Regions from separate parts of the Homo sapiens genome. Here all the other regions are linked to region 4. Evidence: chromatin contacts called from ENCODE Hi-C or POLR2A ChIA-PET data. All regions are on one chromosome and are shown on one strand. The core of a region is the stretch at or near the end of the contact, and the rest is flanking DNA. Distances in the headings are between cores, read along the strand shown. Region 1 overlaps DNASE1L3 (deoxyribonuclease 1L3). Region 2 holds the start of APPL1 (adaptor protein, phosphotyrosine interacting with PH domain and leucine zipper 1). Region 3 holds the start of SLC25A26 (solute carrier family 25 member 26). Region 4 holds the start of FHIT (fragile histidine triad diadenosine triphosphatase).

Region 1 (4,374 bases), core at 1,681-4,180, 3.1 Mb after region 4:
TCTCCACTTTACATTTCAGGAAACTGAGGTTTAAAAAGGCATGGAGTCACCCAGCTACTGAAATGGACAGGCCAGGGTTGTAACCCAGGCCACCACCTCAGGAGCTCATGTTCTTTTTTTTTTCTTCTGTTTTTGAGATAGGGCCTTGCTCTGTCATCCAGTCTGGAATGCAGTGGCATGATCTTGGCTCACTGCAACCTCCACCTCCTGGGCTCAAGCAATCTTCGCACCTCAGCCTCGCAAGTAGCTCAGACTATAGGCATGCACCACCACACTCAGCTAATTTTAAAATTTTTAAATAGCGAGATAGGTCTCGCTATGTTGCCTAGGCTGTTCTTGAACCCCTGAGCTCAAGCCATCTGCCTGCCTTGGCTTCCCAAAGTGCTGGGATTACAGGTGTAAGCCACTGTGCCCAGCCAGTGGTTAACATGCAGTGTTATGCAATGCTCGATGGAGTCAAGAATCAAATATTTTTTCAGTACCTACTATGTACCAGGCTCTGTTGAGGGCACTGGACAAGACAGAGGAGGTGACATTGGGCTGTGACCTGAAGAAGTCAGCCATACAGAGGGCTGGAGAAAGGGCATTCCACATGGAGGGCACAGTGAGCACAAAAGCTCAGAAGTGGGAAGGAAGCTGGAATATTTAGGGGGACCAAAAAGAGGATGGAGGAGTGCAGTGGAGGCCTGAGGAGGAGAGCTGGCAATGAGGACACGTGGGGCCCTGGATGCAGCCTGCTGGGCTGAGTTCTGGCTCCTCTCTGTGTGACTTGAGCAGTGACCGCCCCACAGCCCGTGTCTGTTGAGGTAAGAGTGGGAATCCAGGCTGAGAATGAGGGGAAGTCCCAGGAGGAGCTGCTCAGAAGGCGACAGCTGCTGTTAGCAGGTGGGCCAGGAACGGCTTCTGAGGCTCGCGCACATTGCCACACTCAGGCTCTCAGTCCTCCAACGGTGGGGGAAGGTTTTCAGACACTTCACAAAAGTCTTTCGTGAAGACCATGCTAATTTTTAAATAGCTTTTTGGAACTTTTGTTCTTAATTACAAAGGAGTATAAACTGACAAGCCTCATTTTTTTTTTTTTAGACAGAGTTTCACTCTTCTTGCCCAGGCTGGAGTGCAGTGGCGTGATCTAGGCTCACCACAACCTCTGCCTCCCAAGTTCAAACGATTCTCCTGCCTCAGTCTCCCAAGTAGCTGGGATTACAGGCATGCGCCACCACCCCCAGCTAATTTTGTATTTTTAGTAGAGACAGGTTTTCTCCATGATGGTCAGGCTGATCTGGAACTCCCGACCTCAGGTGATCCATCAGCCTCAGCCTCCCAAAGTGGTGGGATTACAGAAGTAAGCCAACACGCCTGGCCAATTTTTTTTTAACTAGAAAATGTGCGACTGGGCTCGGTGGCTCATGCCTGTAATCCCAGCACTTTGGGAGGCTGAGATGGGTCAGTTTATACTCTTTTTGTAACTCCCAGCTGGGTGTGGTGGCTCACACCTGTAATCCCAGCACTTTGGGAGGCTGAGATGGGTGGATCACCTGAGGTTGGGAGTTTGAGAGCAGCCTGACCAACATGGAGAAATCCTGTCTCTACCAAAAAAAAAAAAAAAAAAAAAAAAACAAAGCTAGCCAGGCATGATGGTGCATGCCTGTAATCCCAGTTACTTGGGAGGCTGAGGCAGGAGAATCACTTGAACCTGGGAGGCAGAGGTTGCAGTGAGCCGAAATTGTGCCATTGCACTCCAGCCTGGGCAACAAGAACGAAACTCCGTCTCAAAAAAAAAAAAAGGAAACCTTTAAAAAAAAGAAGAAAATACAACCATAAATATATGCAATTTTTCCTGTCAATTAAAAAAAGAAAGAAGAGGGATAAAATACATCAGAAACAAAAGAAAATACAGATTTGCCACACACACAAAAAGGGGAAAATAAAAGCACTCACAATGCCAGCATGGAACACAGTTGTTATAAGTAAAATGTTTATTTAGAAACAGAATGCTTGTTCCCTGGTACTGCAAGGAAAAATCAACATTCAGATAAAAAGTTTTCTCAGCAAGCCAATTTTACTTTCTGCAGAAAGGGTGCTCCTTGCAGATGGAACAATGGCGAGAGCACACCTGAATAAAGGAGGGAAGCAATTTTTATCCTTTACTCAGCTTGTCCCTGCTACTGTGTCCTGTCTCTCTATTGGCTGGAGCCAGACCACACAATCTAAGCTAACCCGACTGGCTAATAATTTAAACCTTTCTTAAATAGGTAAAGGCAAGGGAGAACAAAGGAAAAGAGGAAGTTGCTTATGCCAAATAGGGAAGGGGCAAAGGCTGTGAGCTGGAATGTGCCTGCGAGCTGGAATGTCCAGCACAAATATCTTGGTTAAGGTACAAGGACATAGAATGTACTATGTGCCTGTGAGCATGTCTAACAGCTACATAGGATAGAGCTTAACAAAGAGTTATTAGCACAAAGCAAGGAGACTTGAAGGAAGTTAGTCTTTAAAGGAAACTATTATTTCTAACACTTATGATTTATTCTTTAATAAGAAGGGAAACTTTGAAGAGGAAACTTTTTTACTTTCTACAACAGTCTACCAGCTTTCTCTTAGCCATGAAGGGCAACTGGGAGAAATGAGTCTTTCGTGTACTAAAAATAGGCAGCCTAATGACCCCAAGATCATTAAAATCTCGGCCACTGGCTGGACCCTCTGGGAACTGGGGACCCAGATAATGCAGCCTGTGCCTTCTGGAGGGGACAGCTGGTTTCCCTCCAGCAGTGTTTATGAGACCTTGACAGGGGAAGTGTGTGACCCCCGCCTCTTTCCTGTTTCTCAGCTGTCAAAGACTTCGTGATTATCCCCCTGCACACCACCCCAGAGACATCCGTTAAGGAGATCGATGAGTTGGTTGAGGTCTACACGGACGTGAAACACCGCTGGAAGGCGGAGGTGAGGACTGCTGTGTCAGACGAATTCCCATCTAGCAGGGGCAGGCTCTGGTCCCTGAGTGGGATGAGTACCTCTCCAGGGAGGGGGAGGAGGAAGGGCATGTGCAGGCTACCACCACTTACAGCATTCTTTAAGGCCTTTCTTCAGCCCTAAGTATCCCTTTTGCTAAATCTGCCTGGGTACCCTGCATGTGGGCCTTGGGAATTGCCACACTTTCCCATTAATAACAGATGCCAACATTTACTGAGTGAATAGCTAGTGCCAGGCACTGTGCTGAGACTTGACATGGACAAGTTTATTTAATCCTCCCAATAATCCCTTGAGGTAGCTACAGTACCTTTCTCATTCCCACTTTGCAATTGAGAAGTGTAAGGCATAGAGCAGTCAGGATTGTTTCAGTTGCAAGGGACAGAATCTTAACATGGCTCATGAAAAAAAGGAGCAATTGATTGGTTTGTGTAACTGAAATGTCCAGGAGTACTTCAGGCATAGCTGGATCCAGGGCTCAGACAAGGTAATCAGAGCTTGATTTGTCTCTTCCTTTCTATCTCCTGGTTGCCCTTTCCTCTGTGTGGCTCCATTCTCAGGTTGGTTCCATCCCTGGGATGGCAGGACAGCCACCAGCAGCCTCCAGACCAAAATAAATTTTCTTTCCCACAAGGCAACAAATAGTGTGGGACTGAGTCTCATTGGCTCTGACTGGGTCAGGTGTCCATCCCTGAACCAATCATTGTGATCAGGGTGTTGAGCTACTCTGATTGACTAAATCTGTGTCCACCCCAGCTCCACCCCAAACTCAGTTTGAGGTGGAGGAGGGATGGGTGGTCTCCCAAAGGAACTTGGGGTGCTGTTTTCACAGAAGGGGGCACATATTTGCCATCCCTATAGGCTCAGTTCTTTCCACTTTTGGAAGAGACCACTTGTGGCTGTGAGGGGCTGTGAAAGCTCTTGGTAAATATGGAAGTGCACCCAAGGGTTCTTCTTCTGTATTTCTCTTTTCTCGTTTCGGAATGTGACTCCTGTGATCCCCCTTCCTCCTCTTGAGTTCTGCTGCTCAAATGCAAAATGAATCAAATAAAGTGTGAACATAGTCCATCAGAGCTGGGGCATGGAAAAGACCAGGGGTGTATTTCATTGCTTATTAATAAATAGGTCAAAAGAAAGATTCATTCTTTCCAAAAATTATGAAATCATTCACTTATTAAACAAGAATGTATTGAGCATCTATTGAGTGTTGGGCTGTGGGGAGGCATCAGTGGCCTAAAAGTGAACAAGAGGGGAAACTGCTTCAGTGAAGCAGACTGGGATGTGATTCTTTTTTTTTTTTTTTCTTGAGATGAAATCTCGCTCTTGTCCCCAGGCTGGAGTGCAATGGTGCAATCTCGGCTCACTGCAACCTCCACCTCCCGGGTTCAAGTGATTCTCCTGCCTCCCGAG
Region 2 (4,445 bases), core at 233-2,732, 4.0 Mb after region 4:
CAGTTTATAACTTTATATGGAGAAATCATCAAGAAAAAAATTGAACCGAGTATACTGGCAGTCAAGATAAACCAAATGTGAGTTTCTCTTTTTGTCACTATCAGCTGTTAAGAGTACATTAGCAGCAGGCAACTGGCCTGTGAAGATAACTTTCAGAATAAAAAAGAACAAATCAATTCTACAATCAGAGCCCCATTTCAACTTGGCAATTAACATTGGCACAAAATCCATGGCAGAAGTGCCATCCAGGAAAAGGAGATCTAGACCTCTTCTGCTTTTCTTCTTTGGGGGCCATGTTCAACTGTAAAGACACACGAAATGGTGCAACTGCATTTCTAAATCAGCAACAATTCAGAAATGTTTCATTCTAAATAGTGTCCAACCAGCAACACCGTCTTAAACCGTTTAAATTATCGTGTAAAACGGCTTAGAGATGAAGTTTTCCCTATGCAAGTTACAGCCCCTGCCAACATTTTAAAAAATATAGCTGCTTTCATTCTGCAGTACTGAAAACATATTAAATGGTTACATTTTCCAAAACTGTCTTAAGCTAGAGCAACCACATCAGCATCATTCCGACGCACAGAACACAGGGCTTTTATTTTGATGAGTTTATTAAGGCCAAGTCTGCAGGGAGCAGCGCAGCAGTCGCGGAGCGGCGAAGGCACCGTCCATCCCTCGCCGTGCACAGCTCGAGTGACAGCGACCACAGTCACGGCCGCGACACGGGCACATTCGGCGGGGAGAGCGGTCTTGGGCTCCGGGACCCGTCACGGGCTTTGCCATTAGGGCTCCACACACAACCTTACAGCCTCTCCCAAAGAAAAACGATCCATTTCCTTCCTTAGCTTGCTGAGCCTCGGAAATCATTAAATAAGACTATCGGGGTTTCTCTCCCTTCTGCAATTTTTCTGAAGAGGTTCTCAGGGAGAAAATTCCAGGATCGAGATTTGGCACCTCACATCACCGCGATAAAAACGGCGCCTTTCGTCAAATAAAAAGGACCCGCGCGCGTACGTGACCGCCCGGCCCACGAGCACCAGCGGCTCGGTCTCCGCCTGCGGCCCTCGGCCCAGCCGAGCAGGCCCACGCGGGCCTTGGGCGGCGGGCCCAGCCTCCACAACTCCGGGCGCGGCCTGCGACGGGCGGTGACCTAGGGCGGCGGCGGCCCCCACCTGGGCCGGGGCGGGCACCTGCGGGAGCCGCGGAGGCGCCAGACCTGGGGTCGGCCAGCTGGGCTCTCCCTCGTCGCCCACCAGCTCCCGCGCCTCACCTGCGGGCTGTCCTCCAGCGTCTCCTCGATGGGCAGCTTGTCGATCCCCGGCATCGTGGCGGAGGGAGGGCGGTGGCAGGAGACGCAGCTGCCGCCCACAGCTCCCCGCGCCGGCCCGCCCGCCGCAGCTGACCCCGGCCCGCCCTCTCCGGCAAGGGCTGCAGCCGTCCCCGCCCGCACAGCCTTCTCCAGGCGCCGAGCGGCCGTGCGGGAAATCCCGCCCCCTCGGCCTCCCTGCCCCGCCTCCCGGCGCGTCCATTGGCTCCCGGGGACGCCCATCCGCGCTGCGGCGGTGGTCGGGAGGTTCCCGTGCGGCGCTAGGCTCTCCCGCGAGCGCGGGCGTCGGAAGCGGCGGAGGTGGCAGTGTCTGCCCTGGGATGGCCTTCCCTGCACGCGCGCGTTTGTATCTAAATCGCAGGGGACCGTCTCTTCCTCAGCTTGCCGGCGCGAGGAGCCAGAGCCTCGAGTTAGGGCCACACGGGGGAATTTGGGGCGGGTTGACTTTTCCCGCAACATATTTTGTCAGAGACCTTGGAGAAAGTCCTACTGCTGGCGCCTTTTAGTTTCCTCAGATGATAACATTCCCAACTCCGCTCGAAGCGTCCAGTCTTAATCCCCTCCAGCAGAATGGTGCTGACTAACTCAGATGTCTGAGATCCGCAGCTGTGTCAATAATAGGGCTTTCTGGCAAACTTGTGAACGTAGGCTCGAAATTGTTTTTCTGGACGCTTGAATATCAGTATATTCAGTTGAAAACATGTGATTTTGTTGCCAGTTTATCAGTTCCTACCTGGCCTCCCGAGGTCAGTCCTTCAGGACTGACGCTGCAACTCCAACTCCCATGTTTCTTTTAAATCACAAAGGAAAATATCTTTTAAAAATCAGGATACACTGATTAATTATGTTAGTAACTAATTGGCATTTGTTGAATCAAAAAGTTTTGGAAGCGTTAAATAGTTTTAGCCTCTAATTTTACAATAAAGTGAAGCTCAAAGTTGGGAATTTGACCGGATGAGGGCTACAAGCCTATCCTTTCCTCCTCCCTCTTCATCTTTCCCAACCTGTCACCCTGGCTCGTTTATGTCTCTGTATAGTTGTAGGCTTTCATCATTATACAGAGAAAATAACAAAGTAAGTAGTGTCTTCTAAACATCTAGCCATTAATTCCACCAATCCATTCCATTTTCATTCAAGAAATACCAGAGATGCTGAGTAAAGATTAATTAGCTGCCTGGTTCCACAGATACATGGGAACAAATCCAGAATAGTAGTAGCTCAAATCCAAATATAGTAACAAATAGAAGTTATATATTTTAAACGAAAATAGTAGATTTTCCCATGATCTCTTGAAAGAAAAATAAAATTATATTTTTAAAGTTTTGTTGAGTAGACTTGCATTGTAGTTTTACGGAATTATTTTTAGTGTTACAATCTTTAAAAGTTTTCCCCTTAGATTGTTTATCAGCCAGTCTCTCTCTCCCGAAGAGTTCTTTAGTTTTTGAGGAAGTTGATTTGGAGGCAGTTCTTACAATGAGTTAAGGGTTCCCAGTTGTGTTACAGTTTCTTTTTCCTTGATATCTCATTTCTACTCTGCCAACAAGAACACCATGCACCCCAGCTCTAAAGAAGGAAGACTTTCAAGGTAAGTGACCTTCCTGATTGAACTGAGTTAGATTTTAAATGAAGAAAGGTTGTGGCAACTGTTAAGAATCAGGAGTAAGTGAGGAGTGTAAACAATGTATAAGAAAGAAAAAAAAAAAGGCCTGGCGCTGTGGCTCACGCCTGTAATCCCAGCAATTTGGGAGGCCGTGGCAGCTGGATCACCTGAGGTCAGGAGTTCAAGACCAGCCTGCCCAACATGGCGAAACCCAGTCTCTACTAACAATACAAAAATTAGCCGGGCGTGGTGGCGTGCCTGTAGTCCCAGCTACTCAGGCGGCTGAGGCAGGAGACTCAGTTGAAGCCGGGAGGCCCAGGTGCAGTGAGCTGAGATCATACCACTGCGCTCCGGCCTGGGCGACAGAGCAAGACTACGTATCAAAAAAAAAAAAAAAAAGAAAAGAAAAGAAAAGTATTTGTTACCTAATTAACTTGGCCAAACCAAATAATTCCGATGAAAAATTCGATTAGTTATCTGAATTATCTGGGTGTGGTATTGTCAAGTTAAATGGTTTCCTTCTTAGTATGTTATGTACATCTAAACTGTGTTTCTGTAAAGGACTCTCAAGAGGCCATTACATTATCGCAGAATGGCAAGGAATTCTTGCCGGACTCAGCTGGTTAAAAAATAAAACAGGCTGGGCGCGGTGGGGCTCACGCCTGTAATCCCAGCACTTTGGGAGGCTGAGGCAGGCGGATCAAGAGGTCAAGAGATGGAGACCATCCTGGCCAACTGGTGAAACCCCGTCTCTACCAAAAATACAAAAATTAGCTGGGCATGGTGGCACACGCCTGTAGTTCCAGCTCTTTGGGAAGCTGAGGCAGGAGAATCGCTTGAACCCGGGAGGTGGAGGTTGCAGTGAGCCGAAACTGCACTCCAGCCTGGGCGACAGAGCGAAACTCTGTCTCAAAAACAAAAAATAAATAAAAATGAAAAAATAAAACAAACAAAAACAGGTTCACATTCAGTTGGATGGAGAGGTAGGTTTAGTCAAATCTAGTTTTAACCTATTTGTACTAGAATCCAGTTTTAACCTTCCATTTGGATTCTCTAGCTTTAGGCCACTGTATACCCTGCTCATCCAAAAATATGGTTGTATTTCCTAAGTTAAAACATCTCCAAAGCTGCAAAATTCATAGTCCTTTTTGATAACCACTTTAAGTTTATTCAGCCTACGTTTTGTGCAGTTAACCAAACTCAGTTCATTTTAAGCCAGTTTTCTTTCATACAGGAAATGAGGCTTGTTCAGAGAATGCCTTAGGGGTTACTGGCGACTCGTGTGGGTAGTAGAGTAAAAACTTTGGGCAACTGGTTAATTTTATGGAAAGCAAGTCAGGATTAAACAACATCCACTAAAGATTTCTTTGAGATGTTTCACATATATACCTTGAGACATTTCACACGTATAATTTACAACAAAAGGACGTACAGTCTTGTAAATAGAGTTGTTAATTATTAGTCTCCTAAAATTATATTTGGTCTTATAATTAGGTTTTTACATGATACTCCTTG
Region 3 (4,872 bases), core at 2,155-4,654, 5.0 Mb before region 4:
CACATGCTCTCTTGTCTGCCACTATGTAAGACATGACTTGCTCTTCCTTTGCCTTCCACACAACTGTGAGGCCTCCCCAGCCAAATGGAACTGTAAGTCAATTAAGACTCTTTCCTTTATAAATTACCCAGTCTCAGGTATCTTTGTTAGCAGCATGAGAACAGACTAACACGATGTAATCCTACCACCAAAAATACTTAGTGCTATTTTGGAGTATTTCAATCTGGCTTTTTTTCCCCATGAATGGAATAGGTTTTAACATAGCTTTAATTAGGTACAAGCAAATATACATACATGCAATGTTTTTCTCTTAATTTTATCTCATAAGCATTTTCCATGTAATTATAGTACATTCTCTTCACAAGCACTATTTTTTATGGCTGCAGACTAGTCCAAGAAATGGGTTTCCCATTGTTTGTCTAATTCTTCCCCTCTGTCCCATGTTTTAGCAGCTTCTTACTGTCTTCACTGAGTTAAATGTTATTTATATAAATATCTTTAGGTTGCTAATACATAGTTCCAGTTGCTTTCCTAAAAGTATGCACTGATCAATGTACTCTTTGAGGATTTTGTTTCTGGATACCCCACTCTGTGCTCCAAATGATAACTAACATCCCAGAGGCTCTCCACTTATTCAATCCTCTTCATGAAGCTTTAGGAAGGGAGCATTTCAATGTCTGCTACTTGCCAGGCTCTGCTCTGTGTGTTTAATGTTACCTCATTTAATTCTTCAAATCCAAGTTTCAAGACTTCAGCAATCATCTAGGCTTTTCATTCAAAGTAGTACTGAGTGCTTACCTAGTGCCAGGTACTGGTAAAAGAGTAGTAAGCAAAACCAAACTCCCTCAGGAGTGTTCACTGTGTCTCAAACGCACTCCAAGACATTAAAAAGTAGCCACTCCATTTCCGTACTACTCTGATAATAAAACATTTCAATGGCTTCCATTACACTACAAATGAAATCCAAATTATTTTCCCTAGCCCATAAAGCCCCACCTCAGCTGGCTTTGCCTACCCCTCCCATACCAACCCCTGCCATGCTATCCTTACCCATTAGGCCTCACCACTTGAAAACTCTAAGCTCTTTCCACTTGAGCCATTCCCCATGACTGAACCTCCCACTCTGATCATCAAAAATTCAAGCCCCTTCCTATCTTTTAGGTCTTAGCTGAAATGTTACCACTTCGTGGCTTTCCTTGGTCACTCCATCTAAGAGGTTCACCAATATTTGCCTACTCTGTCGCATCTTCAGTTCATTTCTTTCATAGCACTTATTCATTGCAACTGTTTTATCTGCTGGCCTTTCTTCCCTACTTGAAATGGGGTTATCTGCCACTGTATCTACAAAGCCTACCACAATACCCAGTGGGCAGAATAGATGGAAGAAAAATTGTGTGCTGAATGCATAAATAAAATGTTTTTCCTTTACCTGGAATGAAATCTAGTTTCTTGAAACTTCCACCTATTGATTCTAATTTTACCCTCTATAAATACATTGGGAAAAAAGTATACTTTACTGCATGTGTATCATACTTTAATTAAGTATATACTAAATCCATTCTTTTGTTAACTGCAGCACTCACCTGTGTTTTAGCAATTGCAACCTTTGCTGACTTCGGAGAGTATCAAGAAGCAGATAAGGGCACGACTCCCAGGTGACATCACCTGGGTTGGAATATGAGCTCCAATACTTACACAGACGAAATGGATCTCACTTGTGTGATTTTGAACTAGTTATCTAATCTCTTGGTATCCCACTTCCCTCATTTGGAAAATTAGGATAAGAGTTCAATTATTGTGAGAATTAAATGGGATAATGTATGTAAAGAGCTTACCCCAGTTCCTGGCACAGGAATGTTAGCTGACAAACTACTGCTGCTGTGTCACCAGCTAGACAGGAAAGCTCCTTAAAAGCGGTAACATTGGCCAGGCGCCGTGGCTCACGCCTGTAGTCCCAGCACTTTGGGAGGCCGAGGCGGGCGGGATCACGAGGTCAGGAGATCGAGACCATCCTGGCTAACACGGTGAAACCCCGTCTCCACTAAAAACCCAAAAAATTAGCTGGGCGTAGTGGCGGGCACCTGCAGTCCCAGCTACTCGGGAGGCTGAGGCAGGAGAATGGCGTGAACCCGAGAGGTGGAGCCTGCAGTGAGCCGAGATGGCGCCACCACACTCCAGCCTGGGCGAAGAGTGAGACTCCTTCTCAAAAAAAAAAAAAAAAATCAGTAACATTATTTCTTTATATTTCTAAGACCTACCTTATACAAGTTTCAACAAATCTAGATTTAAAGCTATCATCCTACAAGTCTGGCTAAGACATCCCTACTTCCATATATTCCCCTAACACCCTGAACCTAGCCCACCTGTTATTTATCCCAACAGTCATTTTACTATTTTGTCTCTAACACCTGACCCTTAGGAGCAGGTCTATCTTGTTCACCATGTTATCCTCAACACCTGCAACACCAAAATTCGATAATTAAGTGACTAAATCACTGTGGGCCTCCATTTTCCCTATGAAAATCATTTTAAAAATTATTTGTCTGTCTCTGCCCATTCCACACAATGAAAACGTAGGCAGCCAAACTCTGTTTTGTTAACTGCTGTATCTAGTATCCTCTACCAGACGCTCCAAAATATTTGGTAAAGGACTTTTTTTTCTGTTAATTCATGTTGATTCTCGTAGTTTTCTGCTACGGAATTAAATACTAAGCCTGTTTATTGACTCCGCAGCGTTCCCGATGAGCTATGTGTGCTCACCAATATTTCTCCAAAGCCTAGGCTTGGAGCAGAAATAGCAGATTATGTATTGAATGAACAGAAGGACATGTCATTTTCTAAGACTGAAAAGAGATGCAGCAAAATGAGAAACGTAGTATTGAATAGAAGGGCTGGGAGCGATGTGAGTAAGGTTTTTGTTGTTGTGTTACATACATTTCTTTAATTCCCAAGATCTCTAGAGTAGTTACACTATTTAATGAAAGAGTAGTTAACAGTGTATAATAGAAGCTCTTTTTTAAGTAAATGAGGGTGCAAAAGACAATGACTCACCTTCCTTCCCCCACCTGGCTCTTATGACCTGGCAGTACAGACATAGCCTTAACACCTGGCCCGCCGGTGGCCTGGGAGCCTCGTGCTCCCTCTCAGACCTGGCTGCCAGTAACCCGAGGACAGTCCAGCCCGCAAAACCGGAAGAAAACCAGTGCAGAGAACGCCCGCGGGCTCCAATGCCGGACGCCGGCACTCTGAGCAACCCACCCCACCGCCCCGCACTCACCACCAGCGCTGCCACGAACCCCGGCCGGTCCATGGTCGCTCAGACCTCGTCAAGGCTACAATCCAAGCCGGAGCAGAAGCGGATCACGTCCTCGCGCGCTGGGCGCCGCCATGTTTGAGGCGGGTCTGTCTTGAACTTCCGGGACCACGTGACGTAGAACCACAACAACTGCACGTGCAACGCGAGACACCTGGGCCTAGGGGAGGGCCAGAGAGGAGGGGCGGGGCCTCGGGGAGTGTGGTGGAGCTAAGTCTCGGCAAATCCCTTACCTCGGTTTCCTGCAGCAGCGTTGTGTGCAGCTAGACGGAGGAACTTTCGCGAGCAAAAGATCCGTGGCCGAGATCCAGGAGAGAGCAGCGGTAGAATGAGGCCGGCGTGATTCTGAACTGTAAACCCAGAAGAGGCGTGGCTGTGGCGGAGGGAGGAGTCGTGAGGGGTAGTACTAACCTCGGGAGGCGCGATTCGGGATCCTAATCGGATATTTCATTTTGGTTTATCTCTTAGTTTTGTCAAAAAATTTTATCTGAGTTTATATTAAATTAACTCATTATCAGAAGATTATTAAATAAAGATATAGAAAAATACATCAGAAGTTTCCTGACCGGAGTTAAAAATTAGCATCCTCCATTTCTCTTTACAGAGTTACTGCATTTAAAATTATTTGTTTGTTCAGTTATTTACCTGCTCATGTTGTTCGCTGTTGTACTCATGTGTACACCTCAAAGCACACGTTATTAAGTACTTAATAACATTTCTTGGAGTGGACCTGTCTTTATTAAACAAACAAATACCTTGTAAACTTCTGTATATATTAAGGGCCAACTACATCTCAGACGTGGTGCTAAGTGATTGACAGACATTTTTTCATTTAATCCTTTCACCAACCCTATGATGTCAGCAACACTAGTGTCCTCATTTTACAGAGGCTCCTGATGCTCCAACAAGTAACCGACTCAATGTGGCTACAGAGAACACAGCAGAGCAAGCACTGAAAATATACTTAATGCCCTCATCATCTTTCCTCAAAACCGTTATAATAACCTGAGCAGGCTCCTTGCCTGGCCTTTCTTCAATCCCTATTCTATAACACTGCTAGAATTATTCTTATAATTATTCTTATTCTCTTCTAGGTAAAATGATCTAGAAATGATACGCAGAATAGCTTTAGGTGTTAGATGGAATTCAAATTCTATCACCTGCTGGGTTTGGGGATAAGTTTTCCAAGATTAAGTTTTCTCCCCTGTAAAGTGGCGATAATGATAGTCACTTTGTCATGCGGTACTATTATATTAATAGATTAAATGAGATAATGCACTCAAGTTCTTAGCCTAGTTCCTGGCTCATAGAAAGTACTCTCTAAAGGTGATGGTAATGTTATTTCCCTGCTTACAACTCCCCTCTGCTGCCAATGGAGACAGTCCAGCTCCCTAGCATGGTATACACCTCTCAGCTGGTGTCTCCTGTCACTCTTCCCACTAGCCGGACTACACACAGACAGACTATACACTTCCAAGCCTCCTAATTTTGCCCATGTTGTTCTCTCTACCCAGAATACCTTTCCCTAAGCTGCCTGTAGGCCCTCTCAAAACATGCTA
Region 4 (4,373 bases), core at 1,358-3,857:
GGTAGGCTGCTTGGGCTTTTTGTATTTATCTACTTAGTTTCTGACTTATTCTTATTCTGTTAGTTTCAGTGACATGAGCTTGTGGTAAACCAAAGCCACCTGTAGCAGATATTATTGGTGCCCCGCCAGTATGCTATATTCCCTTACTATTTCAGCGTATACCAATGTGACTCTTAATTCTTCTATCTCTGGCTTTCTGTGGCCACTGAGGCAACTCTGTCTACTCTTGGAGCATTGCAGACAAGCCAGGGTCTTAATAATCCCTGAAAGCTGCCCCCAATCATTGACTGACGGTAGTTGGTGTTTAAACAACCCAGTTATCTTGTCCTCTTGGTGGAATCACTCAGTCTAAGGTACATGTTCCATATTGTTTCCCAGAGATTTCTAGGAGGATTAAGTTCTGGGTGCCTCTAGCGGTAATGTGCTAGATAAGGCATCTTTTTGGTCTTCTCTTCCCTATTTCACTTTCTTAGTCTCTTACTGGTGTTTCCTGCGATAACCTCCTAAATAAAATACTTGCTCTTGAATACCTGTCTCCAGATCTGCTTCTGGGAGAACCCATACTAAGGTGGTTATTAATTCAGTCAAGTTGCAGATCAGACAGTAACCTCCCACTGATTGTCTTGGCACTTGAAGGTCCTGAATCCAATGCAAGTTCTATGTCTTCATGCTCTTTGTGAATGTATCTGTTGCTCAAGGTCGTGGGTGACCTTGAGCCCAGCAGTCAGCATTATCCACAGCTGAAGTAATACCTATGTGCTCATATTAGGCTATCTGACAACAGTGCAATAATCATTAGACACCACTGTTTAGACCCTGAGTATGTTCATGACATTTGCCTTTTGACTGCTAAGTAGAAGATGTAATGATTATAGGCTGATGCTTTCTCAGGAGGAGGAAAGTTATTGAGCTTTACAGTTTCAAATGCTTCTGATTTTCTTCCACGTTTAGTCTGGCTGCTGACACATGTGTTGAAATCTCTCATGTCGATCAGCTTGAGAATAGCTGGGACTGCTGAGCTAAGTCTGTGCTCATAAAAGCAACAAAGAATTGTATTACAGGAAATGACCCCAAATTGACAGAAGATTAGGCTAGGAAGCCTGAACAGGTGTTTTAATCTCTATGCACAAAATCAGTCTGTACATATATTGCTCACATTCCTGCTGTTTTAACTATATTTTTTTTTTCAATTTCACTTTGTTATTCACAATTTGATAATATTTTATGTGGCCATGGTGTCTGTGTGATGAACTATAATCCAATGTGACATTCTCTGAGAGTCAAGCTTCCAAGGACATCAGATTTTCACACCAGGACACTTTGTAGGACACCTTGCTACTCTCCATGGGATTCAAATATTAGAAATAATGAGAGATCTAAGACTTGATGTAATTGCCTGCATGTAATGAATCAGGCCAAATAAAAAAGTGAGAGACAGAGAAAGGAAATGGTGCTAAGGAAAATGGGGACCTATCTTAGTGTTTGTCTGAGAGAAAACTGCTCTTTGTTTTTCCCGATGTAATGGCAAGAGTCTGCAGCCAGGAATCTAGTCCTTGCTTAGGAGCTGCATGACCTTGTGAAAATTACGTAGGTGTTCTGCAATTTGTAATTGCATTTATTGTAAAATTAATTTTACTTTTCATACGTCACTAGACAGAGCATTTTGAGGTTAGGAATTGGGTCTGAATCAATGATTTCTCCAGCACCCACATGGCATTTGGCACAGAATACATCAATAATGATTTTGGATTAAACAGGGGAACAAGCACAAGGAACCATGGTGGTCAGAAACGGGTTGATCTGCACCAGAGAAAGGGAGACTAGGGGAGAAAGGTCACTCTAGATTTCGTTCAATTATTGAAAATACGGTGTATTTACTATGTGCTGGGCACTTTTCTAGGTGCTAGAAAGACTACAGTGACCAAAACAAAAATCCACATCTGCAGGGATCTTGCATTCTAGTGAGAAAGTAAGATGGTAAAAAAGATAAATACGTAAATTTTATACAATGCTTCGTAACGACAAATGCTAAGGAGAAAAACAGCACAGAAAAGACAGAAAGGAAAAGAGAAGGGGCGCATGTGGTGCAATTTTGTTAGGATGCCAGGGAGGGCTGAGCGTAGTCGTAAATGACCACATTATTTGATGGATCAAGCCAGGGACTGCAAGTCTGTGTTTCTGAGAGACACATAAAGAAAAGAAGGCTTAAGGAATCCAGAAAGATCCAGAGTGGGGAAATGAAACGAAAAGAAATCCAGCCAGTGGGAAGTCGTGAAGGGATAGTTAAACGCGTTTTGGGAGGAAAGAAAAAAGCAAAAGTGCGGTACAGCCTTTCGTTACACGTGAAAAGAATCATGTTTCTTTTTCTAGTTAGAAAAAGCCAAAGATTGTGCGATTTATGCCCCAAACCCCCTTGTAAGGGGATTCTCACCTCAACTTGTCTTCTGTGGTCAGTGTTTCCCGCCCCTGAATCAGGGTTACTGTCACTATGGCTTTCAATTGGCCCGGCGTAGGCGCATGCTCTGCGCGTATTGGCCTCCGCTCCTGTCCCCAGACAAGCGGCCATCTTGGGTCCCGCCCCTACCGTGGGGTCTTCTGGGAATTGCAGTCCCCGCTCTGCTCTGTCCGGTCACAGGACTTTTTGCCCTCTGTTCCCGGGTCCCTCAGGCGGCCACCCAGTGGGCACACTCCCAGGCGGCGCTCCGGCCCCGCGCTCCCTCCCTCTGCCTTTCATTCCCAGCTGTCAACATCCTGGAAGGTAGGGGCGGGGAGGCAAGCCCAAGTGGAATACTGTTTCTGGGGCGCGGGTCTGGGTTTCCACGCGCGTCAGGTCATCACCCCGGAGCCCAGTGGGGCCGGCGCCGCTCACGGGGCGGTGGGCTTCTGTCCCGAGTACTCTTCCGCCCCACGAGGGTCTCAGGGTGGGGACTCGGGCCCCCCAATTCCCAAGCACCGACCCTAGCCCTAACCCGTTCCTCCTCCACCGTGTTTATACATTGGGGAAACTGAGGCACGGGGCCACGCCAGCGGGTCCGGGGACGCCACAGCTCTTGGCTCTGGGGGTGTAGTCGGCACCCGCCGTTTTGGGATGGTTCGTCAGTTTCATAGACAAGTAGCGAAAATCCGTCCCAACAGGTCTGTGTTAAACACGCAGCTCTGGATTCCCCTAAGGGGTTGCTGAACACGTGCCCAGGACAGGAGCAAACCGGAGTATAGAGAAGGCAGCATTTTGGGAGATAATTTTACATTACTACTTCAAAAACAGGCAAAGAGGCATCGAATTTATTGTTGTGGGAGAACTCATCGGTACTTGGTCGGACTTTCTTACACTTATTTTATGGTTGTTGTTTTTATTTTTAGCGTCAAAGGGGGGAATTTTAAAGGTATATCCAAGTTGGTGGTGGTGGGGGGTAAGGAGGCAGGTTAGTGGAACTTGAGATGCATCTGCAGATTTCTCTGTAGGCTCACATTCTGCCCTCGCTGTGTTACCTTGGAACAGCCACTCACAGCGCTTATCTGGGAAACAAGGAGCTCAATGCTCCCAGGTCAAGTGGCCAAAGGATGTTGCCTGAAGCCGAAATCTAAATTGAGGTTATGCTTGTGAAAGTTTACCACTTGCAGATTTACTGCTATTATTATTCTGGTCTCTCAGAAATGTGCTGGGACCAATAGAAAATACTCACAGTGGTTGTTTTAGTAAGGTTCTGACCTGGGCCGGGCCCAGACTACCAAGGGTGGTCCCTACTCGCACCTGATGTTAAGCCGGATCTACCTGAACTCTCCCTCCTTGGCTTCAGCCTGCGGCCTGAGGCCTTGGCCGCGGAGGCTTCTGGGAGTTGCAGTCCCGCCTCTTGTTTCTCGTCGGGCAGGTACTCCACCTCGTGGCGTGCCATTTTGCACGGCGAGATGTCTCCTGGGAGACGAAGTCTCGCTTCTAGCCGTTCTGTAGAGCAGCCGCTTGACTCGGAACTACAACTCCCATGTGGACCTGCGTTCATGGCTGCCGGCCTGTGTCCACCTGCTGCAACCTGGACTAGAAATATTTAGTAAAGAAAGAAGTCTAGGGTTTGTGTGTGTGTGTGTGTGTGTGTGTGTGTGTGTGTGTGTGTGTGTGTGTGTGTGTGTTGTTATTGATTGCATATGCTGTTCTAAGTGTTAGATATGGGATTGTTGTATACGGTGTTCCAAGTATTAACGTACATGCTTCCAAAACCACTAACACTTGACCATTTAGAACCTGTTCACATGATCTCTTTTTAATACTACATTTCCCATTTGTATATGAGAAAAAACTTGAGAAGATAGCCCATGATTACACAGCTAGCAATATAATATATATTCAATAAAATATATGTGTTATAATTTAATCCTCT

What was found. Hi-C counts contacts between places; a loop is a spot of excess contacts on that map. ChIA-PET counts read pairs that join two places held with the same protein, here RNA polymerase II (POLR2A). Pooled maps may share reads with other maps.
Region 1: a loop to region 4 is called in a pooled map, with 6 times the contacts of the local background. The contact joins the enhancer-like site here to the promoter of FHIT in region 4. A Hi-C loop is called at or near these places in 2 of 50 pooled maps. POLR2A ChIA-PET finds 5 or more read pairs at or near these places in 2 of 52 experiments (GM12878 and naive thymus-derived CD4-positive, alpha-beta T cell).
Region 2: a loop to region 4 is called in a map of CD4-positive, alpha-beta T cell, with 9 times the contacts of the local background. The contact joins the promoter of APPL1 here to the promoter of FHIT in region 4. A Hi-C loop is called at or near these places in 1 of 168 maps with a recorded cell type or tissue (CD4-positive, alpha-beta T cell), 1 of 37 single-sample maps with no recorded cell type and 6 of 50 pooled maps.
Region 3: a map of CD4-positive, alpha-beta T cell shows a loop between it and region 4 (11-fold over the local background). The contact joins the promoter of SLC25A26 here to the promoter of FHIT in region 4. A Hi-C loop is called at or near these places in 1 of 168 maps with a recorded cell type or tissue (CD4-positive, alpha-beta T cell), 1 of 37 single-sample maps with no recorded cell type and 6 of 50 pooled maps.

The regions. Positions count from the first base shown.
Region 1 is chr3:58,199,560-58,203,933 of GRCh38, reverse strand. DNASE1L3 (deoxyribonuclease 1L3) reads left to right here. Exons shown (of 8, transcript NM_004944.4): 5 at 2,825-2,937. Among named protein-coding and RNA genes, the nearest start is that of DNASE1L3, 9.2 kb to the left of the region's middle. Within about 2 kb of position 2,930, at least 3 of the 41 ENCODE cell types and tissues checked have a DNase peak (open chromatin) inside an H3K27ac peak, as active enhancers do; they include GM12878, where a contact is called at or near this core.
Region 2 is chr3:57,224,766-57,229,210 of GRCh38, reverse strand. APPL1 (adaptor protein, phosphotyrosine interacting with PH domain and leucine zipper 1) reads right to left here and starts at 1,482. Exons shown (of 22, transcript NM_012096.3): 1 at 1,274-1,482. The coding sequence starts at 1,327. It also overlaps a transcript of HESX1 not described here. RefSeq lists a silencer at 1,025-1,684.
Region 3 is chr3:66,219,533-66,224,404 of GRCh38, reverse strand. SLC25A26 (solute carrier family 25 member 26) reads right to left here and starts at 3,404. Exons shown (of 10, transcript NM_001379210.1): 1 at 3,278-3,404. The coding sequence starts at 3,310. RefSeq lists enhancers at 2,781-3,280, 3,402-3,461, 3,632-3,791.
Region 4 is chr3:61,249,686-61,254,058 of GRCh38, reverse strand. It overlaps FHIT (fragile histidine triad diadenosine triphosphatase), which reads left to right and starts at 2,607. Exons shown (of 10, transcript NM_002012.4): 1 at 2,607-2,758. LOC124909387 (a long non-coding RNA gene) reads right to left here and starts at 2,467. Exons shown (of 2, transcript XR_007095939.1): 1 at 2,432-2,467. RefSeq lists enhancers at 2,510-2,804, 2,869-2,928, 3,059-3,188, 3,329-3,458, 3,739-4,018.